Linked DNA regions of Mus musculus: region 2 is linked to region 1. A link is a loop called in an ENCODE intact Hi-C map of the cell type or tissue named here. Cell type or tissue: gastrocnemius. All regions are shown on one strand. Each heading gives the region's core, and the rest is flanking DNA. Links, peaks and the distances in the headings are about the cores only.

Evidence for each region. Peaks named below come from ENCODE experiments on the same cell type or tissue, not always from the same donor. Only the 100,000 strongest peaks of a DNase experiment are listed, where the experiment ranks them.
Region 2: a loop joins it to region 1, with 11 times the contacts of the local background. A loop is called at or near these places in 12 of 42 quality-filtered maps.

Annotation. Positions count from the first base shown.
Region 1 is chr9:18,287,383-18,295,724 of GRCm38, reverse strand. It overlaps Chordc1 (cysteine and histidine-rich domain (CHORD)-containing, zinc-binding protein 1), which reads right to left and starts at 3,458. Exons shown (of 11, transcript NM_025844.2): 1 at 3,265-3,458; 2 at 376-425. The coding sequence starts at 3,328. It overlaps Gm51667 (a long non-coding RNA gene), which reads left to right and starts at 2,460. Exons shown (of 4, transcript XR_003948105.1): 1 at 2,460-2,650; 2 at 3,021-3,540; 3 at 6,831-6,927. It also overlaps the pseudogene Gm7692. In gastrocnemius, for the core only: a CTCF peak has its summit at 3,428; DNase peaks (open chromatin) are centred at 1,052, 3,613 and 4,765; H3K4me3 peaks cover 2,662 bases; H3K27ac peaks cover 1,737 bases.
Region 2 is chr9:18,469,939-18,478,280 of GRCm38, reverse strand. Zfp558 (zinc finger protein 558) reads left to right here and starts at 4,722. Exons shown (of 8, transcript NM_028935.1): 1 at 4,722-4,927; 2 at 5,287-5,395. In gastrocnemius, for the core only: a CTCF peak has its summit at 4,590; DNase peaks (open chromatin) are centred at 4,653 and 4,817; H3K4me3 peaks cover 1,503 bases; H3K27ac peaks cover 937 bases.

The DNA.
Region 1 (8,342 bases), core at 126-8,125:
GTTTCCAGTAAACTAGTCCAACTAAATGTGTGTAAGCATTAAACAACAACTTCTAATACCTAAGGGAGGCCTTTCTTGTTAGTCACAGTGACAGAATAAAGACTGAGACCAATATGACTGCTTTAATTCAAGTTCAAACTTAGGAAGGGAATAAATCATTAGGAAAGTAGGATGGAATATAAATAAAATAACTTTATAACTGGAAAACATCACTGTCAACTGTCTCTGTCTTTAGACAATCTGCTTAAAGTACCCCAAAATGGTCATTAAGAAAGAAAAACTAACAAGCTGTGGAAGAAAAAAAAAAAAGGTTTTATTACATCTTTAAAGTTATTATACAAATACAAAGAAATTGAAAAGGTATCTTGTACCTACCTTTAGGGCATCATGAAAGACAGGAACACCTGGGTGGTATGTGCAAGCATCTGTTCAAACACAGGAAAGGAAAATCACACAACTGCTTACAAACAGAAGTGTCTATATCACCTCTTCCTTCAGGCGTTGGGGCTTCAATCTTTGTCCAAATTCGGGCAAATTCCTTAAAACTTTATTAGTTCCTTGTATTAAAAACATTACGTTAAATCTCTAGGAATATGAAACATGGACAAAACTAATCCAGTACTGTTAAAGGGTAATGTTCAGAAATACTCTGTATCGGGGTCTTACCCTTCCTAATGCTGTGACCCTCATGTTGTGGTGACTACCAACTATAAAAGTATTTTGGTTGCTACTTCATAACTGCAATTTTGGTAGTACTACCACTGCTCTATATTCTTTCATTTTTTTGTAGTAAAATTTGTCTATTAATAAAACTTTATATTCCAGTGATTCTGGCAATATTATTTTTTATTCTCTAAAAATCTCATACATGTATACAATGTATGTCAGTAAGAGCCAGCAGTCTTACCTGCTATGCTACCTACACCCACCACCCACCTCATTCGTCCTGAACTTTACCTCCACTAGAACCAGTTAGTGCTGCCTGAATGCATATTCAGCTGGCGAGCCACGCCCCTGAAGCAAAGCAACCCCTTCCCCTGCAGCAGCCGACTGCCAGCAGACCCTCCGCTTAGCCCAAGGGACCAAGGCCCTCCCCACTCTGTGCCAGTTTGTAACTAGCTGACAGCAGGCTCAGCACTCCTCCCCATCTTCTGTTTGGCCCTATCTTTTCATGAAAATAGCAAACTGAAGTATACTTATAAACCTATCCACACAAGTTTCCCAAGAAATTCTCTAATAAAGAGTTTGGGAAAAACAAAACAAAACAAACAAACAAAAAAAAAAAACTCACCACCACCACCACCACCAAAAAAACCACCTCAACATTTTAGTAACTGCCGTAATATCTAATTACTAAATTAGCATTTTAACCAATTCCTAGATACAAATCATAGATTTCTACAGTCTTCTTCATTAGTGCTATTATTTTATATTTCCTGTCTCTCTCCTCATTACAGAATAAAAGTTTTAATTTATTTTGTTCTTATACAAAATACATTTATTACCACCAGCATGTGGAGTGTTTTGTTTAAAACAACCAGATAACAGACACACTTATTTCCTGACAACAGTGGCATGAGGGTAGAGAAAGGAGGTTTCATTCTTCTGTAAATGTCTTAACTCACTCAACCTTCCAAATTTAATTCCCTACTATTCAATTCCTAGTGTTGCCGTGAGATCTGTCTACCCTCTGCTACTAAGTTAATATTACAGTCTTAGTAACTGCTATGTATACAAAATAGTAGTTAATGCAATGGAACAAAAAGAGGCTATTAATTACGTACAATGAGTTAGAATATAGAAGTTCAGAATGGAAACCTGTATGCACAAAGATATGCAGTAGAGAGGGAACCATTTAAAATTGAATTTAAAGTACAATAAGCATGGAACATATACCATATCACTAAGAGCAGGAGGACTGGATATAGACTGGCAGCTTCTTACAAGTGAAACATCTATCACTGTACTCCTTGAAAACCAGAAATATTGGTATATTCTGCACTAATCTTTTAATTTGTAATTTTAATGTGTAAAGTCAAATGATTCCCATTCTAAAAAGCTTTCTCCTAAATCCAGTGTTATCAACTGCCACTCATTCAACCAATTTACTTGGCATTCATCCCTACTTTCTAAAACACTTCCCCATTTGGTCGGCTGACTGGTGTTCCCTTGATGTATGTGCCCCAAATTGATGACTGTCTATTTTTTCGTGGCTTTCCTAGCCTATGGTTCCATTTCACACACACAAAGACAGATAAACTTCCAACAACAAGCTGGTATCTCTCCTGAACTTTGGTCAGGAATTTAGTACCCTAAAAATATTGCCTCAGGCTACAATGCATCAATGTATTCAGTACTGAAGTAGAATATGTACATATCATGACAGTTAAACGTGTGTTCATACACTGGCTTCGCTGCATCTTTCCCTTTAAATCCTGTCCCAGTCTCATTTTGAAAGAAGCTACCAGTTTACTTGTGTACCAAGATCATTATCTAAGGAACTGGTCTTAACCTCTTTTACAAAGCTGAACTGTGTTATTAACACGTGGTGTTCCAGTCTGTGATGAAATACTTCAGTGTGGTTCAGTTATATAATGAGTATATATGAATGGATATAAAGACCATACTATACATACTAGATGAATCGGAGGTAAGTGTTGTTTATTCCTGCAATAGCCCAGTTATCTGCATAAATACTCCACTCAATAATGAGATTCATTCACACCTCTGGTTTCACCCAGCATAGGTGCTTGCTTTCATTGTGCATTCCAAATTTGACCACACTGGCTTTTGGAACAGCACTTGGGGATCATTTTATGCTGGAATAGCGTAGTTTAAAACTGCAGGCCCCAGTAAAAGTATGCCGAAAACGTTATTGTGGAACGGATGTGTAACAGTCATTTCCGGAGCCCAGCACGGTTTTTTAAAAAGCAAGTAATTTGACAAGTGACAACACGCTTTCCACTAGTACTCAAACGCAACAAGAAGTCTAATAGTGTGCACCTCTTTATACCTCTTAGGCCCAGGAATCACGGCGGTGACAGTGTAAACCGGGTCTGGATAGCCTAGAATTGAGCAAGTGCAGGGGATGCCCACTGAGGAATGAGGGGCGCCGGGGACACCGAAGCGCCCGGCCCTGCGCTCCCAGAGAGGGTGAGAGAGCTGGGAGGCTCCGGGGGACCGCAAGAGGTGAAGCCAGGTGAAGGAGGCCAAGGGTCCGGAGAGGGAGGCCTGGAGAAAGCTGCCGGCCACGGTCCTCCTTACCGTCCGAGTTGGCCTCTGGGTCGAAACGCTGGCCACAGCCGCGGTTGTAACACAAGAGCGCCATTCCGTCTTCTCGGCGAAATCCACACCACCCGGGACTAGAAGTGAATCACCGCAGCAATCACCAGCACTACTGTTCAGGCCGCAGCTAGCTTCCGGAAGCCGCCGGTACTGCTTCAGGAATTTTCCCGAACGTTCCGGTTGCACAGGCGCAGAAGAGACCGGAAGACGGGCCAGCGTCGGGCGGTGGACAGATTTCCTACCGGACTGCCACAGGTGAGCACAGTCGGGTGGATCCGGACAGTTATAGATGAGACACCAGGGGAGGAAGCGGAAGACTCGGCGAGCGGCGATCTCTTTGTGTTCCACCCCGCATTCTCCCGGCGTGCTTTGTGTTGCGCGGCACGCCGAGTTCACTGCGCAGCCGCGGTCGCTTGCCAGAGGGTAATTGAGGGGTGAGGTCCGCCCCTTTTCCCGGTCCCTCGGTCCAGGTTTATGCAGCGTCAGAACCTATGCTCTTATGCTCCTCTAGAACTGCGTCAGTTACCAAAAATTGAGGTTAAGTCGTCTTACAAAGACAGGACTTTAGAATGAGCAAAATTATGTTTTGAGTGCAGTCCTAGAGTCAATCACAATTCTAAATTGAAATTTCACGTTAGTCATCACGTAACCTACATTCAATCTTTCAGTAGGTCTTGTGACATTTTTAGTGTGCAAAACACATTATTACATTAATAGGCAACTTGCAAACAGTATGGTCCTCAGCACATGCTTTCTATATGATGCTTTTGAAATAGCAGACTGTTTTGATGACGGAAAGTAGTTGTAATTTACCAATAATCCCAAGTTTATTAATGAAGATCTATTCACAACCTTCCTAATCCCAATAATAAAAGTATTCTCATTTTCTGTATCTCTTTTTATGCCTAGAAATATCAAACTTATGTGTTACAACAAAAAATATAATGTATTTATTTAAGCTAATAGAATTTTCATTTTATGCCATTGTTAAGTCATTTATAGTCATTGTTATGAATGTGAAAAAATATAACGTAAAAGCAAAATTCTAGGCCTTTAGGCCCAGGCTTGAGAATGTGACCTCTATGACTCAATGCTCCAAGGGATGCTAATCATAAAACAGCAATATTCCTCCACCCACCAGCTTCCTGGGTTCAAGGAGTGTTCATTCAAAGAAAGTCACCCTGACCCACCCTGACCATTGCTGGAACCCGCTATGCAAATGTGCTATTGTTAGGGGCTCTTAGAAACTGTCTTGAGAAATAATCCCCACAATTACCAGGTATTCCTTGTGACTCTTGTGACTGCACTTCTTTGTGACTCTTAACTGGTATTTTTGGTATTTTCCAACAATGCCCTCCCCACCTCCTTGAGTTGTGGTTTCTTCCTTTAAATACCCCTTTACCCAGCTACTCAGGGCGCCATGGTCTTCTACCCCTGCATGGTGTATGACTGTGAGCACTCTTGAATTAAAAGTCCTCTTGCAGTTTGCAGCGAGACAGTTTCTGGTGAGTGATTTGGGGTGTCGCCTCTCCTGAGTCAGAACATGGGGGAGTCCTCATGTTGTGGGTCTTTCAAAAGATGGAATATGTTGAATTATGTCATTTTCCACTCTCTCCTATATAATCTCACCAATTTAATTGTGCCCAAGTCAGTAGTCAATTTACTGCAGATTGCTCCCCTCTCCACTTTGAAAGTAGCTAATACTGTGTGAAGGGCATAAGCCTTTTAAATACTTCTAAATTTTAAAAAGACTATATATTGCCAATTGATTTCTAAAAGGTGGTATCAGTTTTCACTTTAGCTATGGATAGCTACTATAATCGACCATAGAAATTAATCATAAATAATAAGAAATGGATGAAGCACTCTAAAAACTTTTTATGGCCAGTTCCAACATTGCATATCAGTGTCACAACATCATTAATGGGATTATTAGATGAGTTGTTTAGGTAAGCTTACCATTTAGCATCCATAGTTTTTTACTGATAAAAATTTACATTCAGTAAATAATTTCTTATAGTGTGTAAATTGAAAATACAAGAATATGATATCAAAATGAGCAATTCTACCACTGAGAAATAACTGTAGAATTGCTAAAATAACTGATAAATTAATTTTCATTATTCAAACAAAGTATTTATACTTATAGATGTTAAAACAAAACAAAACATCAAAGGGGAACCAGGATGGCTCAGTGAGTAAACATGCTTACTGCCAAGCCTCAAGACCAGAACTAGATCCCTAAGACCCAAGTGGTAGGACAGAATTGACTCCTAGTTTTCCTCTGACCTCCAAACATGTTCTGCGATGTGCACATGGGTCACGAACATATGCCACAAATGTATGTGATTAAAAACTTACTTTAAAGACATGGTGCTTCCGGAGCCCAATGGAGAACCCGTGGCAGCTCAAGTCGGCTGGGCCGTACGACTTTTCTAGCTCAGACTGGCCTCCAGGGAAGTAGCTGAGGATGATCTTGAGTTTCTGATCATTCAGCCTCCCAGGTGCTGAGAGGGTTAACCTATCAAAGAGATTTCTAGACAAAATAAAACGGGAAAATTGATAGATTCAAGGACAATGGATCTGTGTTCAGTTGGAGTCCAGCTTTGTACCACACATGACTGCCATAAAGCCTTTTATACTCAAGACATTGAAAAAGTTGTCATCAAAAATGACATGTTTTCACTTCAGCTTAGAACTGGAATGATACATTCTGGGAATAATACAATTTGTCTCCATCATGTAAAAATGTATATTGACAGATTTGAAGAGTTGCAGAAATTACTTGTGACTCATTTAACTTACACAAGAAGCTAGCTCAAAAGAATCTGCATGTAACTGACTTAGATGATGTCACTTTTATGAGCACAAAGTTTGGGGGACAATTCGTACCTGGTTGAAAGCTTTGTCCAAAATGTACCCAGATTACCAATGGAAGTGTGGATGTTGATTCAGATGACCGCCAGAGATGGAAACCCGAGTCAGATGGAAGGACTGCTAAAGCTCTGAGGTCACTACAGTTTACAAACCCAGGAAAGCAAACTGAATTTGCTTTGAAAAGTGGTAAAAGTGAGAAAAGAAAGCTCACCAAAAATTCATGCACTGCTTCTAACAGACAAATTATTCCAGCAAAGAGTACTGTGTATGACTGCCAGGGCCTACTGATCTTCAGTGGCATGAACCCCTGTGACTGCCTGGACATGGACTGCTTGGGATGTTTCTATGCCTGCCCTACTTATAGCTCTACCAAATGTGGTGCTGAGTGCCACTGCAACCGCAAGTGGCTATATGAGCAGAGAGAGTTTGTAGGAGGAGAGATGAGATAATCCATAATAAACATGGTGGAAAAGCATATGGCCTGTTATCTTCCTGTCACCCATATGATATTTTACAAAGATGATCATCCAAATATTGACCAGCAAAGATGAAAACGGGGCAAAGAAATAAACAGTGACATTTCTGGAAGTGAAATTTGGATCAGTCGTAAATGGAATTGTAGACATCTCCACTAGTCCAGAGTGTTGATTACCATTGCTGTTCTGCAGACAGATGTGCATCAGAGGATCCTGATGATGGAAACTTACCACATTGCCAAGAGAAGTGGCTGGGATGAGCAAGAAGATGGTCCTAGACAAAGTTATGGTAAAAACTTAACATTGCAGGCTGCTTATTGTAAATAGATAGCTTCACAACATTGCAATGGTCAGAAAGGTTCATGTTCATTGTTACTAACAAAACAAATGCTGTTCAGACAACTTTTAGGCAAGACTTTAATTTTAATTTTCCTGTCCATTTGTAACTACAAGTTATTATTATTATTATTATTATTATTATTATTATTTTATTATATGTAAGTACACTGTAGCTGTCTTCAGACAAACCAGAAGAGGGAGTCAGATCTCGTTACGGATGGTTGTGTGCCACCATGTGGTTGCGGGGATTTGAACTCAGGACCTTCAGAAGAGCAGTCAGGTGCTCTTACCTGCTGAGCCATTTCACCAGCCCCGTAACTACAAGTTTTTAATGTTTTGATGTATATCTAAAGGTCATACAGCAATCCTCTTTCCTCTTTTAGCATTTCTTTGGTTCATGGCCTCAAAGTGCTGTGTAAATAGGCTCAGCCCTTAGCTGGAAGCAGGGCCTGTGACACAGAAAATTGATCTCCATGCAATACAATAGGTGGACATTTTGAAAAGAAGCTGGATACCTAAGTGCTAAAATACAGTTCTTCCAACTAGAGATGAACATGAATGTTCATCACACCATCAGCCATTCAGTTCTTCATCTATGCGTTCTTGGTGAAAATTTGTTCCTGAAGAAAAATGTGTTCCTCTTTTTACATTTAAAACATGAGTGTATGGTACATAAGTGGCTGCACATTTGTCTCAGTCACAGTTTCATTGCTGTGAAGAGATACCATGACCAAGGAAGCGGCTTATAAAAGGAAGCATTGTATTGAGGGCTTGCTTAGGGTTTCAAAGGCTTAGCCCATTACCATCATGGCAGAGAGCATGGTGGTATCTCTAAAGTATCACCATATCTTTAAAGTAAGACAGATGAGTCAGTATCTGAGATATTTATGTCCTTACCCATAGGCAAGAGAGCCTGGGCCTGGCATGGCTTTTGAAACCTCAGTGCTCACTAACAATGACATACTTTTCCCACAAGGCCATCCCTCCTAACTCTTATCAAACAGTACCACTTGCTGGTAAATAAGCTTTCAAGTGTATGATGAGCATATGGGGACCCTTATTCAAATCATCACAGCAGTATTTCTGGCTGTTAAAACTGTGGATAGATGTGAGGATTGAGACTTCTAAAATTGTCCCTTAAGAGAATGATGAAAAGCTGGAGAAGCTGAGACTTATCAGATAGAAACAGGGCGTCTCCTGAGGAAGCCTTCTGAGAAGTCCGAATGGAAGCAGCTCCAGCACTACTTACTTCGCCTTTGGTCTTTGCTCCTGTAGCCTCCAAGGTTCTGTTGTTCCTGGGTCTTTAGCAGCTTAAAATATTTGGAAGGATGAAAGCCAGTTTGAATTTTCCAGTACAATGGTATT
Region 2 (8,342 bases), core at 247-8,246, 180 kb before region 1:
TCACATAATCTTGAAGTGGAAAGAATGTGGAGCCACTCAGAGATGTGAGTCTTATTTTACAACTTGAGGGGCATGGTGTGTGTGTGTGTGTGTGTGTGTGTGTGTGTGTGTGTGTGTTAACTTTGTTTTCTTTTCTTTTTTTTTTTCTTTGTTCTTTTGGGAGGCAAGGGGAATATGTTCTGGCTACACATAATTATTGCTGCCATTCAACTACCTGAGCAGCTCAGGCTGGCTTCAAACTCATAATCTTCTTTTCTCAGCCTCAGCCTCTCAAATGAATTACTATGTTCATAAATAACAAGAACAGAGAACATGTGCATGTGATAAAATTCAGCTCATCTATTGATATGTGCTGTTAACAGAAAATACAAACTTAACTTCTAGGATGTATTTTTTTTAAGATTTATTTATTACTAAGAAAAGGAGATGGAAGAGAAGGAGGAACAGGGAAGGAGGTAGGGATGGGGAAAGAGTGAGGATGCTCATATGATCAGAGAAAGGAAAAACTCAGAGTGGCTACAGGTCATATTGTTTTGATTTAAAAATTATAAAACGTACAGAACATAAAATACACCCTCTGTCCATTCTTCAGTGCCTGTCTCAGTGACATGAGTATCTTCACACTGTTGAAGATACTCACCATTCACCTGAAGAATTGCCTCACTTCCCAAATAGAAACTCTTCTCCTACTTCCCAATAGGAAAAGCACACTAACTCTTCACTCATCTTCCTAAGCTAGGACGTCCACTGTCCTATTTTCTGCTTACTACCGTAGTGACAGTTGTATACAGAAATAGATAGCATTTGTCTTTTATGATTAGCATACCTTACTCAACAAAAGGTTTCATTTGTGTTGTACTATATGTCAAAATCCCCTTCCTTTTAAAGGCTGATTCCTATTCCAGCCACAGGTAACCCAACAATGTAAAGAGTGAAGTTGCTGGCAACTCATTGCCCATTCTGGTCCCCTCGCAGATCTCCAATGAAAGCTGATGATTGCTTGTAGCACATTTCTTAGCACATGGATAGTTGCAGTAGACATGCAACCAGGAACAGAAATCTATCTGTGCCTGGGAATTGAAGTTGTCATCTTGGCTTCAGTCAGCCTTGCTGATCACACTAAGCATTGTGGTCCTTGCTTTCATTCCTGGGAAAAGATTAAATTCAAGATAAACCCTTTCAACCAACAGAACACAGAATATTTAACACCTATATATTTATAAAGGTTGAAACAATGACCTCTAACACAATCTAGGGTTAGTCTGTGTTGAAAAAAAAAACCTATTTTATCAAATATGCATATAGTGGGCCTTTCATAGTTTAGTGGGTAAGGATGCTTGTCTCTGAGCCTGACAACATAAGTTTGATCCCTCCATCCCACGTGATGTGTAGGGAAATGGCATCAGGAGACTGCTCCCAGGTTGCTAGCTTCAAGGCAACCAGGGTCTTTGTCATTCTCAGCAGACTGAGACCAAGGAAGCATACTTTCTCAAGCAGAGGATCCTGGTATTCTGCCAAGTAAGCAGCAAACCTGAGGAAGTGACCATCATGATCCATTTCTCATGTGAGTACGTAACTTTGTTTTTAATTATAAGAACCTACACATCTAAAAGTCAGACTGCAGACAGATTTCTCAGTCTGCAAGGAGGTTGAGGTCACTTGGAACAGAGATAAGCTATTTCTAGGTAAACAGCACCTGGTGTAAACTGGAAAGTGTGGGAAAATCTTAATTCTGCTTCCTGTATAAAAGATGCTGAAACTTTCAATAAACTATGCATTGGTGTGCTACCACTGTTCATCCCCTGGGTCCTAATTAATGTGACCCTCATTTGGGACTCCTCAACGCACTAGACATTAACAATGGTGTAAGGCGAGAAATAACTGAGTCCCGAGGAATATCCTCTGACCTCTGCATGCAGACACATGCAATAAAGAAAATGCATTTTAAGTTAACATATGTTAATTGCACAAAGGAATATGTTTATGACATTTCCCTACTATATTTCCCCCTAGATTCCATTTATGATAAAACACGTACAATATTTTTCTGAGACTAGTTTCTTTTAATATGATGATTTAGTATAGTAATTCCCCCTCATCGTTCTTTTTTTCTGCAAATGACATATTCTTTATGGCTAGATAGAATTCCACTGTGTATATTTACTACATTTTACCCATTAATTTATTAACAGGCATATAGGCTGGTTGGAGCATAGCTATTGTGAAGACAGAAGTAATAAGCTTGAGTATGTAGATATATCTATAACAAACTAATGTAGTTTTTTTGTCACGTTGACACAAGCTTGAGTCACCTGTAAACATAAAACCTTTTGCCACTTTACTGTGCTTAAGTTCTCTGGTCTCGAGTATGTGGCATTTCCCATAATCATTGCGACATTGTTGGGGTTTTGAGTTTGTTTTCTTCTGCTTTGATTCTTCTCTGAGGGTGATACCCTTGGAGGGTGTTGGGTATCTTCGTGCTGGCAACATAGTCAGGCCCAGTCACTTGGGGTTCTGTGGCTCATAGGTGCATTCTTTTTTTCTTCGGTGTCTCACAAATTATCCCAACCGTTGAATAAAATTATAAATATGTTAATACCAGCTTTTTCCAATAAAATAACAAATGTTACATCTAAAAAAAAAAAAAGAAAAAGAAAATGCCTCGGGGGCTGGAGAGATGGCTCAGTGGTTAAGAGCACCGACTGCTCTTCCGAAGGTCCTGAGTTCAAATCCCAGCAACCACATGGTGGCTCATAACCATCCATAATGAGATCTGACACCCTCTTCTGGTGCATCTGAAGACAGCTATATTGTACTTAGATATAATAATAAATAAATCTTTAAAAAAAAAAGAAAATGTCTCCATGAGACTGACCTGAAGACAAGTCTGTGGGGCACTTTAATGATTAGAATTGATGTGGGAGAATCCATTATACCATGGGCAGTGCTATTCTGAGGAAGAAATCTTGGGATGTATGAGAAAGTAAGCTAAACAACCTAAGGTTTTAATACAGTAAGCAGTGTTCTCTACATCTCCTGTTTTAGTTCTCCTGCCCAGACTTCTCTCAGCGATGAACTGTGATTAGGATGCCCTTCCTTCCTTCCTTCCTCAGGGGGCTTTTGTTTTCTTTCTTGTTTTTCTTTTCTTTTCTTTTCTTTTTTCTTTTTTTTTTTTTTTTGCCAGAATGTTCTATCACAGTAGTAGAAATCAAATTAGAACACTGACTTTTTTTTTCTTGTAGTATATACCCAATAGCATAGCAGGAATCTTTATCTTCCTGTTAGAATGCCTTTCATCAAGAAAAGAAAAAGGCTCATGCGAATTAAAGCTGTACAGAGTCACAAAGGCAAGACCCGTTCTCGTGAGTTTACCATGAGCTGTATATCAATGGTTCTCTACCTTCCTAATGTAACTGTGACCCTGTAATACAGTTCCTCATGCTATGGTGACCACCAACCATAAAATTATTTTCGTTGCTACGTCATGACTATAATTTTGCCATTGTTTTGTTTGTTTGTTTGTTTTTGTTTTGTTCTGTTTGTTTGGTTTGGTGGGTTTTTTTTGTTTGTTTGTTTGTTTTGTTTTTTCGAGACAGGGTTTCTCTGTGTAGCCCTGGCTGTCCTGACACTCACTCTGTAGACCAGGCTGGCAGCCAACTCAGAAATCCGCCTTCCTCTGCCTCCCAAGGTGCTGGGATTAAAGGAATGCACCAGCACTGCCCAGATAATTTTGCCATTGTTATAGTAATGTAAATACCTGTTTTCTTACAGTCTTAGGAGATCTCAGTGAAAGTCATTTAACCTCCTACTCCACAAGGGGTCATGACCCACAGGTTAAGAACTGCATACAGTCCTAAGGACAGCATGTGCTTGAAGACATCTTCTGACTAGTAAGACAATCTGAAGTACACCCGTTCCTATTTACTACACCCTGGAGGGACAGGAATCCCCATTCCAAGAACGATTTTGTACTTAGAGGTCACAGGACTCTTGCCTGGCTCTCTCACTGGCAGTCAGAATTCTTCTTACACATTTTCACTTCATAGACGGCATTCTGACATGATCCAAGGAGGGTTACCTCCAGTTCCACCCCTGGGGGTGATCTTTTATATTCCGTAGGACCACAGGACTCACAACATCCCATCCATATTCCTATCCCAGTAACCAGCCTCTCAAATTCCTTGGGACAGTAGCAATCATACTTCATACCATACACTATTCCATATGTCCACCCCTGAAACTAATCTCCACCCCTTGTCAACTCCGTTCACTCATGACTTTATCTCTGCCCACCTGCCCCAGAACTAATCCTCACCCTAGCCACTTCCTCAGAACTTTTTCCCAGCTATTACACAAGCTCCCCCAAGCTTGCGCTTCCAGGTTCTACCATAGTCCGTCCTCTTACAGTTCCCAGGGTCGCCCTGGTCTCTTTAGCTGACCTATCCCAAAATCCAACTATGTACACAGTCACTAAACAAACTGGGAAGAACACGTACAATACGAAGGGGACCACAGACGTGTAATCTGCCCTAAAACCCGGACAAACTTTTGGGCGGAAGTGAACCTCGAGGCGGCGCTCAGGGCCGGAAGTGGAAGCGCGGGGCGGAACTGAAGGAGGAGTCAGCGCAGCGGATGTGGTCGATCTTGGGGTGGGCGTCTTCGGCGGCTGGGAAGGGCGACTCGGTGTGTGTACACGGGTTTTTAGTCGAGTTGAGAAAGAGCGCCAGCCGGGAGCGCCCTCTGCCTAGTGGCCCTGGACTCCTGCTACCTCCCGAAAGCCCCAGGCTGCTTCCGCAGCCAGCGATAAAACCCGAGCTCTTCCAGCTCGCAGCCCTGGGAATGCTTTTTGTTCTCACAGAGGGGGGCGTGGCAGGCGAGCTGAGGGATGGTCAGCCAGCGGGTCCTGTTCTATCTCCTGAGCTGCAAGGTGCGTTCAGGGCGAATTAGCACATGTGCTGAGGGTGGAAATCCTTCCAGCTCTGTGAAGTTCATTCAGCCCCATCACCTTTAGGACCTCTACGTTTACTGCACGTGGAAATCACCAAAAGAGCTCTCTCTAGTCAATACATTGAGCAATTGAATAGACACATCATTCCAGCTTCTGCTGAGTTTGTGCCTGCATAGATATTAGGTAATTCCTTTTACACAGCCAAAACCTGGGCTATTATTACACGTTAACTGTGTAGATACACGTGGCGAGGGGCAATGAAAGGTTTTGTTTTTTTCTGTCACAGTTTGAATGCTTTCCATAAAAGGACTCATCAATCTTTGTGCCTTATTTTCCAGACAAGAAAAACATCATGCAAACTCAAACTTGTGTTGGACCCTCAATGTTGTGTTGAAAACGCCTGAATGTCCACCTGCCCTCATTAATCTATTAATTTCATGTAACCAGGTGAGTACGATGTGGAATATGAAACAATGGGGTTCCACCTGATCCTGCAGTGTAGAACTCCTTTTCTTCTGCTTGTAACAGGTTGTAATTCTAAGATTGCAACCTGTTTAAAATGAGGGTTATCTCAAGAAGCTGTATTAATATTTGATGGGTTATATTCAAGGGATGGATACAAAGGTGTGTGAAAAGTAAATATAGTTAAATGCAAATTACACAAAATAAAAGTAATTAGCCATGAATAAGCATATAAATGCAGAATTTTTTGTATACTTATACCAAAATTTTCAGAATATTATATTAAGTACAAATATATGAAATATTTGTGTCTATTTTTAGTACTTACAAGTCTGAAGTAAATGTTAGAAGTACTCAGTGGCACTCTTCAAGCGCATTCCATGTGACTCCTAAAAACCTGCAAATTGTCATGACGTTTTAGAATACAAAGGCATATATGAAAATGATGTCTTGAGTGTCCTTACATTAGGAGCAGAAATTTTAAAAATTGAGTAGCTACTAGATGTTTATAAGATTGAAAATATTTAGAAGAGTATCAAAGAACAAGGTAGTCTCCTTCCTTCCTTCCTTTCTTTTTTTTTTTTTTTTTCTGAGACAGGGTTTCTCTTTGTAGTCCTGGCTGTCCTGGAACTCACTTTGTAGACCAGGCTGGTCTCGAACTCAGAAATCCGCCTGCCTCTGCCTCCCAAGTGCTGGGATTAAAGGCGTGCACCGCCGCCACCACCACCCAGCGCTACCTTTCTTCCTAATAGGAATTGAGCATTCTGAATTTCTGAAATAGCAGTATGATTTTTTTCGTAATACAGGAGGTATTTATTAGCTGTATGTATTTGATTTCTTTTATGAAAATCTGGGGACCAAACACTTGTTGTGCACCAGTTAGGCCGATGCTCTACTACTGAGGTGCATTCCTACTCATGGCGTTTTTTTTTTATTTTAGCTTTCCTGTAATTATATTACAGGAATATTTGGTAATTGTGTAATGAAATTCATTATTACACAGGTTAGGATGATCAAGACGCTCATTTTATTCAAGGCTGAAGAATTTTCTAGAGCAGAGGACATTGAGGATTCAGAGAAGTCCAGACAATCTGGGATAGTTGGTCACTTTCATGAGCTGGACCCTGGTCTAATGCATGAAGCCCAAAACAGATTTTTGTCCTGTCATGGAGTGTACATTCTAAGAAAAAAGACACTAAAGACATTGGGTTTTTTTGTTTGGTTTTTTTTTTTTTTTTTTTTTTTGGTTTTTTTGAGACAGGGTTTCTCTGTGTAGCCCTGGCTGTCCTGGAACTCACTTTGTAGATCAGGTTGGCCTGGAACTCAGAGATCCACCTGCCTCTGCCTCTCCTTCCTCCTTGTATATTTCAATTTGTATAGCCCAGGATATTCTCCAAACTCAAGTATTTTACCTTTCTTACATCTTCAGAATTCTTCTGCAAAGTATGAAAACTTGGAAAGTTGGTTTACTACTACTATATGGCCTGTGTTTATTATATTACATTTATTTTTATGTGTGGATATTATGTGCCATAGTATCTGGTAAGAGGACTGCTTGCTAATTCTTATCTTCTACCATGTGGATTTCTGGGATAAAGAGAAGTTGTAAGGTTTGACAGCAAGTGCCTTTACCTCCTAAGCTATCTCCCCAGACCCATTTATGATTATTTTAATTATTTGCTATTATAAATACAGTCAGTTATCTTACCCTAGTCTTTTGATATTTGGATATCATTGAGATAATTAATAAAAATGGGTTTGAAAGAGAAAAAATTGAATGCTAACAGATTTGTTTCATAAGAGCTATGGCCAGATGTGTATGAGAAAGCTTTTCTATGTGTCCTCAGCAAAGCCTGTGGTCTTTTGTGATTATGTTCATGGGACAGACGAGAGATAGTGTCCAGGGACAGTAGTCTGTGCCTCTGCTACCTCATCATTGTTGGGTTTTATAAAAAAATAAGGAGAGAAGGAATATATTTTGGTGGAGGGGCGGTAAGGTGTGGGGTAAAGGGGGGCCTCTGTGGGCCCTTGATGAGGATTTCCTTCCCCCTGAGGACCAGCCACACCATGGTATAGTATAGAGTTCATTCAGGGCATGGGAAGGGGAGTTGAGAGAGGGAGTAGAGACAGAGAAAGGCGGGAGTGGGGGAGTAGAGGCCAGCAGTGAGTACATGGGGGGGGGTGGAGAGAGAGAGAGAAGAATGGGAAGAGAGGGGGAGCAGGAGCAAGGGGACAGAGCAGGAGCAAGAGATCAAAAGAGAGAGGAGGGGGGAAGCATCCCCTTTTATAGTGAGTTAGGCACACCTGGCTATTGCCAAGTACCTGTTGGCAGAGCCTAGACTAAATGCCAACAGTCATCATTGGTTCAGTGGTGTTGTTCCAGAGATGGAAGTGGTGAACAGTAGATGTTACCATGTGAGGAGCAAGTAGGACAACAGTAAAGGAGACATTATGAGAAATATTGGCTAGTATAGGGAAGCAGACTGGACAGTAATTAGGAAAAATACATACTTAGGCCATGAGACTATTTCATCACAGAAGACGCTATCTGGCTTGAGTAGCAGGATGAAGAACTTGAAGGAAGAAAAATAATATGGAACTGTAAAAAGTGGGTGCATCACCAAAAGCCACCCCAACAATGGTGATTGCTCACCAGTATTGTAAACTTGGAACTCAAGACACTTCTTGCAGGCAGCTTCATAGGTCACAGAATGTCTGATACAGCAGCTTAGTGGGTTTGATCCTTTTCAGGCAGCTAGGCTGGTCTGTCTCCTCAGCAGTCCTTACTGCTTATGTCACTCTGAAGAGACATAGGCCTTGTGAATCTGCTCCAGTTTTACAGATGTTTCCTGGGTTGCTTATTTCCTGTGCCTTAAGGAGCCTCCCTTTAAATTTTCCACTGTCTTAATAAGCCTCCTTTAGAACTTCATGA